Linked DNA regions of Homo sapiens: region 2 is linked to region 1. A link is an interaction called in ENCODE POLR2A ChIA-PET data of the cell type or tissue named here. Cell type or tissue: GM12878. All regions are shown on one strand.

What was found. Peaks named below come from ENCODE experiments on the same cell type or tissue, not always from the same donor. Only the 100,000 strongest peaks of a DNase experiment are listed, where the experiment ranks them.
Region 2: POLR2A ChIA-PET joins it to region 1 with 6 read pairs; 2 of 35 experiments call an interaction of 5 or more read pairs at or near these places.

The regions. Positions count from the first base shown.
Region 1 is chr5:159,075,011-159,080,010 of GRCh38, reverse strand. All of the region lies in intron 5 of EBF1 (EBF transcription factor 1), which reads left to right. Among named protein-coding and RNA genes, the nearest start is that of EBF1, 22 kb to the left of the region's middle. In GM12878, no CTCF peak of the experiment used is centred here; no DNase peak of the experiment used is centred here.
Region 2 is chr5:159,198,591-159,203,590 of GRCh38, reverse strand. It overlaps RNF145 (ring finger protein 145), which reads left to right. Exons shown (of 11, transcript NM_001199383.2): 2 at 1-157. Among named protein-coding and RNA genes, the nearest start is that of RNF145, 8.5 kb to the left of the region's middle. In GM12878, no CTCF peak of the experiment used is centred here; no DNase peak of the experiment used is centred here; H3K4me3 peaks cover 1,611 bases; H3K27ac peaks cover 1,981 bases.

The DNA of each region.
Region 1 (5,000 bases):
TTGGGGGGAATAATCACGCTTAGCAAGAAGGCAGGGTGTGTTAGAGAGTTCAGAAAAAGAAGCTTGAGCATACAGAGCATAGAAATAAAAGGAGGAGGTCAGGTACGGTGGCTCATGTCTGTAATCCCAGCATTATGGGAGGCCGAGGTGGGCAGATCACTTGAGGCCAAGAGTTCAAGACCAGTCTGGCCAACATGGTGAAACCCCATCTCTACCAAAAAATACAAAAATCAGCTGGGTGTGGTGGTGTGTGAACCTGTGGTCCAAGCTACTCGGGAGGCTGAGGCACGAGAATCACTTGAACCCAGGAGGTGGAGGTTGCAGTGAGCAGAGATTGCGCCACTGCACTCCAGCCTGGGTGACAGAGCGAGACTCCACACCATCTCAAAAAAAAAAAAAAAAAAAAAAGATAAAAGGAGGGTGTTTCAAAGAGGGGGAGTCATATAATAAGTGCTAGAGAGATCCAGATGGACATGAAGGCTGAGAAAGCACCAGACAGTCACTGGTAAACTTTAAGAGGAGATTCAAGTACATGCTGAGGGCCTGGATGCCCGTATTATGTGGTTGAAATGGCAAGTAGTGACAGGGACTCTTATAAGAAGGATGTCGGCAGTGAAGAAACTAACTCAGAGAAAAGAAGGAGCATCCTTTTAAAATTTTAGACAATGGGAAAACTTGATAATGTTTGCAAACTGAAGGAAAGAATTAACCAGGGAGGGAAGAATGGCAAATGCAAAACAGAAGAGGAGTCCTTGGTGGGGCTGGTCCCAGGTAAGGCAGAATGAGACGGACCTGTGAGCTCAGGTACTTGAGTTAGTGTGACGAGGATGGATCACTTACTTTAAGACATGGGAGGAAGAGAGAGGATAGAAGAGCCTATTATGTAATGGATTCTTTAAAATCAAGTCATCTTTATAACTATTAATAAGACTATTCAGATAAATCATAGATCTCAGTCTCTAGCCACTTTAGGGAAATAGGTAAGGCATCTTGTTTTTTACAAGTTTGAAATGATGCTTTCCTCCTGTTGAGAAAGACACTATTCATAGGAAAAAGTTCCATGTCCCTAAGATGAGGATCTGCCGATTCCATGACTGGGAATATTTAGGTGTTTCTTGCTCTAGTTTATGAAGCTCTAGAAATACGCCACCTGTGTTAGGCTGGTAAGAAAGAGACTCATAAGTTCGCTTTTCTCTGGATGTGCAGAATTGTTTGGGAGACACACAATCCTGCTGAGGAAAGGGCTGCTGATTTCGGTCCGTAGTGTAGGTACCACACCAGGTGCTGGCTACCAACGCCTGAGACTGGCCACATTGTTCTCATGTCACTGGGGTTGCAGGTTCGGAAGGGATGTAAACAGTGGCCTGCTTTTAAAATCTTACCCTGGCAGCAAAGCAAATTAGGAAACTCCAAGCCTTGCAAGATGCCAGCATGAGAGAGCAAATCCCAAGTCTGTGCCTGGTACAGTGCCCAACACACATCGTAGGAGCCTAAAAAATAGTGCTTTGAACGGATGAAGGTCCATCAGTCACACAGTAATGAGGACCTAATTATCATTGTGATTTCTTTTATTAACACTGTCACTTTTTCCGTTAAGTGCTTTTGCATCTGTTTCATCTACGGAATTGTTTCAGTATGAGCCCTCTTCTGCCTTAAACATAAGTGAATTCATTCTCCTTTCAGCTTTTCCTTCCTGGTTTCCTCCTGTGTATAGTGGAGGTTGGTGCTCACTCTTGGTCCTTCTGAGCTTAGCAGAAAGAACTATGGGCAGTTCTACCTGAAAAGGGAGAACTCACATGGGCAGGAAAGAGCATTGTGGCAACAAAGGAGAGGTCCTCACTCTGCTCGGCTCTAGGAAGCCACAGGGGGCTTGATATCAGCTCAGTCTACAAGAAGTCTTTCCTTCCACTGCTTGTGGTTGATTTTTAATTTTTAATGTAAAAGCATATTGCCATATAAAGCAGAACACTAGCCTGGGCGTGGTGGCTTGCACCTGTAATCCCAGCACTTTGGGAGGTCGAGCTGGGTGGATTGCTTGAGCCAGGGAATTTGAGACCAGCCTGGGCAACATGGTGAGACTCAGTCTCCACAAAAAATACACAAAATTAGCCGGGCGTGTTGGCATCTGCCTGTAGTCCCAACTACTTAAGGGCCTGAGGTGGGAGGATCGCTTGAGCCCCAGGAGGTCGAGGCAGCTGTGAGCTGAGCTGAGATCACACCACTGCACTCCAGCCTGGGAGTGCAAAAAAAAAAAAAAAAAAAAAAGCAAACCACTGCAAAAATATAAAAATAAAATGCACGTCTTCCATTCTTCCCCACTGCCTGTTCCACTCTCTATAGGTTAACTCTTTGAAGTTCCTACATTTAAAAAATATTTCCTGATGGCATACTGTGTGCCAGGCTCAGTTCTAGTTGCTGGGGTCTATGACTGTCTTTGTGGGGCTTATATTCAGGTGAGAGAGACAATAAAAGACAAATGAATATAAAATACAACATGGTGAGTACTATGAAGAAAAGTTAAGCAGAATAAGGAGCTAGAGTGCTCTAGGGCAGTCATTTCTTTCTTTTTTCTTTTTGAGACGGAGTTTTGCTCTTGTCACCCAGGCTGGAATGGCACGATATCAGGTCACTGTAACCTCCGTTTCCCGGGTTCAACCGATTCTCCTGCCTCAGCCTCCTGAGTAGCTGGGATCACAGGCACCCACCACCACACCCAGATAATTTTTTTAAAAATTTTTATTAGAGATGGGGTTTCACCGTGTTGGCCAGGCTAGTCCCGAACTCCTGACCTCAGGTGATCTACCCACCTTGGCCTCCCAAAGTGCTGGGATTATAGGTGTAATCCACCATGCCCAGAGGGGAAGGCATTTCTAAAGCCGTTGACATTATGCAGAGACTTGAATGAAGTGAGGGAGTGAACCATACTTGTAAAAACTGTCTCTTCCCCTCCCTCTCTCCCTTTCACTCTTTCATGCTTTCATTTTTCTCCCAGAAATGGGGCCATACTTTGAATAGTATTCTGCAACTTGGTTTTCTCAAGTCACAATATGCTGTACATTTCTTTCCATTCCAGTGCTTCTAACTCTACCTTCATTCTTTTTAATGCTGCACAGAATTCCATATACACATGTATGTGTACACACACATCCATATATGTACACTCATATGTATGTATGTACACACATATGTATGTGTGTGTGTATATATATATTTAACAGAATCATACTGTAGACATTATTTTGTAGCAGACATTATTTTGAGGTGCAGAACAGAAGCCGGAGTAGCTCATTTCAGGAATAATGACTATGTGATGCAGTGATATGACCCAAGAAACAGGAGACATGTTGGGCTTATTTTTCATACTTGGCCTAAAGTTTTTTTTGTAAGTGGTGAGTGAACTCCAGCCCTTTATTCTTTTTTCTCTACTTTTCTTCATTCTCCCCATTTCATTTCTATATTTCCTTCTACACTTCTGCTCTTTGCATCTGCCTATTTCCCTGGGTCCCTTAGAAAGGAATGCTTCAATTCATCTGGCTGCTCTCAGGGACATTTTTATTTTTAGATGACGACCGTGCTTAAGTGAAAAGGAAAAATCTCAGGCCTGGTGTGGCATGCTTGGGGGAGGTGGTTTGTTCTACGGGTTGGGATGAGGTGCACCTTCCTTCCATCAACAATGCCTTGGATTTATCTGTCACCCTTTTATTCTTCCGGATTGTATTTGCCCCCCAATACATAACATTCATTCATAAAATTATTCATTTATTCAATCAATTAATATTTGAGCTTTTCTATTCTACCCCAGGCCTTATGCCACTCATTAGGTAAGTAAAATTGATAGTTTCTTCCTCTACGAAGTCTATGAGTTAAAGGAAGAGAAGAATAAGAAGAGGGAGAAAGACAGTAACAAAAAATACACACACATATATGTAAAAATATAATTTGCATTGAGTTAAGTGCCTTAAAAGGAAAAAAAAAAACAGGAAAAACCTAATTTAGATTAAAGGTGGGGTGTCAGGCCAAACCTCTCTGGGGAAGGAGCTATAGGCTGAGCTCTGAGGGTGAGAAAAGATTGGCTAACTAGGGAAGGGTTGGAGGAGAGGCCCGCCAGGCAAGAGTCGGCCAGGGTCTGGGCCTGAGGTCAGATTGAACAGGGCACAACTGAGAGGGATTGAAATGGGCCAGTGCGGTAGGAGCTTGGCAAGTTGGAGGAAGGGGGCAGAAGGTTGGGAGGTGGTCTGGTATCATGTCATGTCATGGATTTGTTCTAAGTGCAGTGGGAAGCCATTAAAAAGTCTTGGGCAGTGAGATGGCACAGTACCACTGACATTTGGAAAAGCTCACTCTGGCTATTGCAGGGGGTCAGAGTGGAGACAGAAAAGTAGGCAGCCACTGCAGAGTCCAAGGACTTGGATGGAGATGGTGTAGTGGGGGAGGAGAAAATCAGATAGGCTTTAAAAACAGACCCTTGTGCATGGTTATCAGCAAGCAGGTTGGAGGAGTTCCTGGAGGACATTTCTCCCAGGCAGGTCTGTGGGCAGCTTGCATTGCCTACTTGCTGTTTTGAAAAGGAAAATGAAGGAGAAATAGGTTTTCTCAACCGGCAGTTTTCCTCCATGGGTAAAGGAGACGTGGGCTCTGTCGATGGGCTGCTTTTGGAGACCTGCTGCTTCTGCAGAGCACAGGGCAGATTTGCCTGGACTTGAAGGAGGAAGGGACTGAAGAGGGTAGGTGCAGGGGGTGATAATGATGCTTCATTGTGGCTTTAGTGAGGCTAGTCATGAAGCCAAGTCTTTATACCCTTATTGCCTCAAGCCTGTTCCCTGGCATTTAGAGGTAGATACTGCAATTGCTCCATTTTACAGATGAGGAAACTGAGATCCTGTGAGGTGGATTACCTTGCTCAAGTTGAGATAGGCAGCTCTGTCAGATTTCAGAACCAGTGTTCTTAACCACTATACTATTCTGAGAAGCCCATGAAATGTAGGTATAGGGGATCAGAG
Region 2 (5,000 bases), 120 kb before region 1:
GTGTTAAATGTGGCCCTGAGGGTGCCAAGCATCATGCTGTTGGATGTCCTGTACAGATGGGATGTCAGCTCCTTTTTCCAGCAGATCCAAAGAAGTAGCCTTAGTAATAACCCTCTTTTCCAGTATAAGTATTTGGCTCTTAATATGCATTATGTAGGTGAGTGTCTACATCACATTTTCTAATCTTCTAGTGAGCATTCTGATTTATGTCTTAGTATCTTTTTGAATTTGGGTAAAATGAAGTTCATTTTCATTAAGATGATAGTGATATAGTTATTGATGAGTGTTTATGAATCTTGATAGTTTTGTCTTATCATTGCACATGAATTATTAAGGCTACAAGAAAGTAAGCAGTATTGGATTTATTTTACTGGATAAAACTGGAAGGCAGAAGAAAACATTCTAGATTTTAATATGATGAAATATAAACAATGAGAAATACTTTTAGAGACATTTGGCCCCTTCTAATTTGTCCTTGTTTTGGGGTTTGGTAGTAATTCAGAAAGTAAGCTTTTTAAAATGCAACATTCTTTATTGTTCCCTGAGATAAACGAAAACATTAACATCAGCTGAAGATAAAGTGTTCAGTTAAATGAAATTTGGGAAATGATACTATAATACTTTGTTCCATAAAAAAAATCCTCCTGGAACTATAATTTTTTTTTTTTTTGCTTGAATCCCCTTTCAAGAAAAATGGAACTATCATTGATATGCTATGGGGTTAGTGGTAAAAATAATGATAAGAGATTGAAGAAATTAAAGTCAAGAAATACAAGCATGAAACAGATAAAATTTACCTAGAATAAAAATCATGATCCTTACTTTTTAGGTTTTGGTTTATTTGTAATGTATATAGCAATATATTTTATTAATGTTGTGATTGCAGAGTTCCAGACATGGTTTGAATGGTACTATAGTGGTTTTGCTAATATTTTATTATTAGAGTTGCCTGTCACAAAATATATCTTTTATAAAGTCATGAAGAGTTGTCCTGTCTCTCTGAGATTTATTTTTATCACTTTCTGGGTTCTAAAACTTAGCCCTGAGAACGTTCCCCTTACATCCCTAAGAGGTAAGCTGTTGTGGAAAGAAGTATGATGTAGTAGAAGAGATGGTGCACTAGAAACAAAACGTTTCGGTTCAGTAAACTCATCTTTTGTGGATAGCACTACCTTGGGAATGTCTCTGAAATGGGAAAGTTCCTTTATGTTGCAAAACACTGTAATTCTCAGCCTTTTATGAAAGGCTTTGTATGTTAGCCAATTTATGGAAAGTAATTCCCGTCAGTTGTAGAACAACTGGGTACTTGGCTTAGATTTTTAGATTAATCAGCAAAGTCATACATACTGTGGTTTTAAAAATGTGCTTATATATTGTTTCTGAATAGGTTGAAATATTTATTATAAAAACAGCTGCCTGATAACCAGGAATATTAATTTTAGAAATTGAATGTTTTCGAGTACAATTGAAGTTCATAATCTGGTTTATAATTTTATAAAGTTAGTTGAGCCATCTTAAATATGCTTACTCCATGCCAAAGTAGAGTAAGCTCAGTGGTTGCATGAACAGATATTTTCAGCTTGAACAATGTTTTGGTTGGAGTTACCTTTGTCAAAATATTACATAGTGTTTATGTAATGCTCCTGTTTACAGAATTTCACCCTCAAATACAAATCAAATTTCACCTTAATAAAATAATGTATCTACATTCAGAAATAAAAAAGCATAAAAAGTATTTAATGAAAAGTATCTCCCTCCCATCTCTGTTACTCATTCGCTGAGTTCTCACTCTGAACACCATGTAGCTTTTATTTCTTTCTGTATAATTCTAGAGATATTTTTATGTATATATAAGTAAATATAAAAAATGTATATTTCCCCCCTTTTTATACAGATGTTAGCATGGTATACATGGTTTTGAATCATGGTTTTTGTTTGTGATGTATGTGGAGCCATAACTACTGCTTTTAGATATTTATGAAATAGAGTTTTGTGCTCTTTTTCTTATGATGACAGTCTGCCGGATCTTAAAGACTCTCTTGAGTAGATATCGAGGCCTCATTTCTCCTCTTCCCGATTGCATTTTACGTTGGCATAGTATCTTCGTATGGATATACCATAATTTATTGAACTAATTACTCCATTGGTGGACATTTTAGATAGCCTACCTTCTGCTATTTTGTACAGCGTTGTGCTAAATAACTTTGTATAGCTATAATTTCAACAAGTACAAATATAACCTGGGGCTAAGTTACTAGAAGCGAAGTTGCTGGGTTAAAGAGTACAGTGGTCCGTCGGTGTATGCTGGAAGTTGGTTCCAGGATGCCCACGTATACCAAAATCTGCGCATACTCAGGTCCCTCAAGTGACCCTGTGGAACTATGTATGCAGAAGGTTGGCCCTCTGTATACGTGGGTTTTGCATGTTGCAAATACTGTATTCCATAAGAGTTTGGTTGTAAAAAATCTACATGTAAGTGGACCCTCACAGTTCCATCCTATGTTGTTCAAGGGTTAACTTATATATATTTGTAGTGTTGACAGATAGTACTTTCCATAGGGTTTTACTATTTTGTACCTCCAAAAACCGTGGTTGAGAGTTCCTACAATCCTATATTATCAAAACAGCCTGTTACCACAAATATTTTGGCTACTCCAATAGGTGGAAAAATTGATTTTTTTAACTCAATGTAGTTTTAGTTTGCATTTCTATTATGAATGAATTGAACATACACATACTTAAGAAAAACCTGTATTTTCTCTTCTGAGAGTTGTCAGTTTATATACCCTGCCCACTTTTCTGTGAGATTCTTTTTTTACCAATTTGTGGGAATTTGGTATACATTAGGGAAATTAATCCTTTGTGATAAGTTGAAAATAGTTTTTCCAGTTTCAACTCAGTGATTTTGCTTATGATTTTTTGACATTTAGAAGGTTTTTAAGCTTTAGTATTTTGAGTCAATTAGAAAAGCCTTCTTTATTCTTGAGTTTATAAAGAATTCTGTTGTATTTTATCTTACTATTTTTGTGGGTTTATTTTTACATTTAAATCTTTGCTTCATTTATCTGTATGAATAGTGTGTTATAGGTATAATTTTATTTTTTCTAGATAACCACACAGTCATCCTCACCTATTTAGTCCATTTTTTTCTCATTATATACTGAATTCTCACATATATTTTGTTTCATTTTTGAACTTCTCTTCCTTTAGTCTGTCTGCCTGTTTGTGAACTATTAACACGCTGTCTTATTTGTTGAGGGTTTAGATTATATTTTACTGTCTAACAGGGTTAGTCCCTTCAGTTTTCTTTATTTCCTCCTCTGAGCTTTTTTTTTATGGTTAGTTTTCTATGTGAATTTAAGAATTGTCTCAAAATTGTCTAGGTCTCATTCCAAAAACAAAGCAACCCATTTGATTTTTTTTAAAATTTAGATTGCATTATTACTAATTTTGGGGGCAGGTGGGGAGGATGGGTTCTTGCTGTGTTGCCCAGGCTGGCCTGGAACTCCTGGGCTCAAGTGATCCTCCTGCCGCAGCCTCCTGACATTTATTGTTTCTAGGTATTTTATCTTTTTTATTGCTATCGTAAGTGGGAGTTTTTCCCCCTTTATGTCTTCTAATTGTAATTAAGGAGCTTAAAAATTAAGGGAGGGAGCAATAAAGTTTGTATTTAATGGAATGTAATTGTGTCTTCAAACTTAGAAGCTTTCCAGGGTGGGTTCTGCTGAAAGAGAAGTGACTGCCCACTGTTTTTTGGAGTGTAGGATATGAAAGGAGGAGTAGAAGTAATATTGGTAAGGTAGAATAGGGCTTTTGTGAAGAATCCTGAATACATACAGTAGATATGGTGCTTAATTCTATAGGTCGTGGTGGGTCAGTGGGGATTTTAGAGCAGGTGAGCTGCATTTTAAGATTGATTAGGCAGCGTTTTATAGGATGATGGATTGGGGAGGGGAGAAACTGGAGGTAAGAAGACCAGTTAGGATTTTAGGCAAGAGGTAATGAGAGCCAGAACTGGCAAGGTAGAAATTAGAAAGGAAGAAATGGATGCGAAAATCCTTTTGAAACTACCATCACTAAAATCATTAGTGACTTAAAATGTAAAATTCAACCCTCATTTATGTCCTAATTCTACAGACTTTTCTATGTTTATGGAGCTGTTTACCACTTCCTCTTTCTTGAAAGTGTTTTTTTTTTTTTTCCTGATTTTTCTCCTAACTCCCTGACCATTGCTTCTGATTCTTTTGATTTGTTTTCTTTAGACTTCTCAAGTGTTGATATTGCCCACAATTTGTGTTTAATTTTAATCTTTTGTTGTTTGGGTGACCGAACGTAGTTTGGGCTGCAGATCTCTGTCTCCACTTTACATTGCTTTTTGACCACTGTAGTCTGGAGTTGATGTTCTTCCTCTGTGATTCCATGGAACCAGTTCACATCTCTACCATAGCAATTATTATGTTGCATTCTAAGGGTCCATATGCTTATCTATTTTCCCAACTGTTAATAGATTGTGAGCTCCTTTAAGGTAAGAAGGGGGTTGTTTATTATCTCAGTATTCCCAGCACCTAGCTGGTGCCCAATAATGAATGAATTTTATATATATGTATGTATGTACGTGACAGGGTCTCACTCTTGCGCAGGTTGGAGTGCAGTGGTGTGATCATGGCTCACTGCAGTCTCAGACTCCTGGGCTCAAGTAACCCTTAGCTGCTGGAGTAGCTGGTACTACAGGCATATACCAAGGTCTTGTTTTGTTACCCAGACTGGTCTCAAACTCCTGGCCTAAAGTGATCCTCCTGCCTCAGCCTCCAAGAGTGCTAGGATTACAGATATTAGCCACTGTGCCCAGCCCTGAATGAATGCATTTTGAATTACTTCTTAGACATTTCCACCTAAATAGCCTATGGACATTTCAATTTGTTGTCAATCACTGAACTCATCACCTTTTTCTCACCTCAGAAGTCTTTCTCCTGCTGTGTTTCCTGTCTTAATAGCAAAGC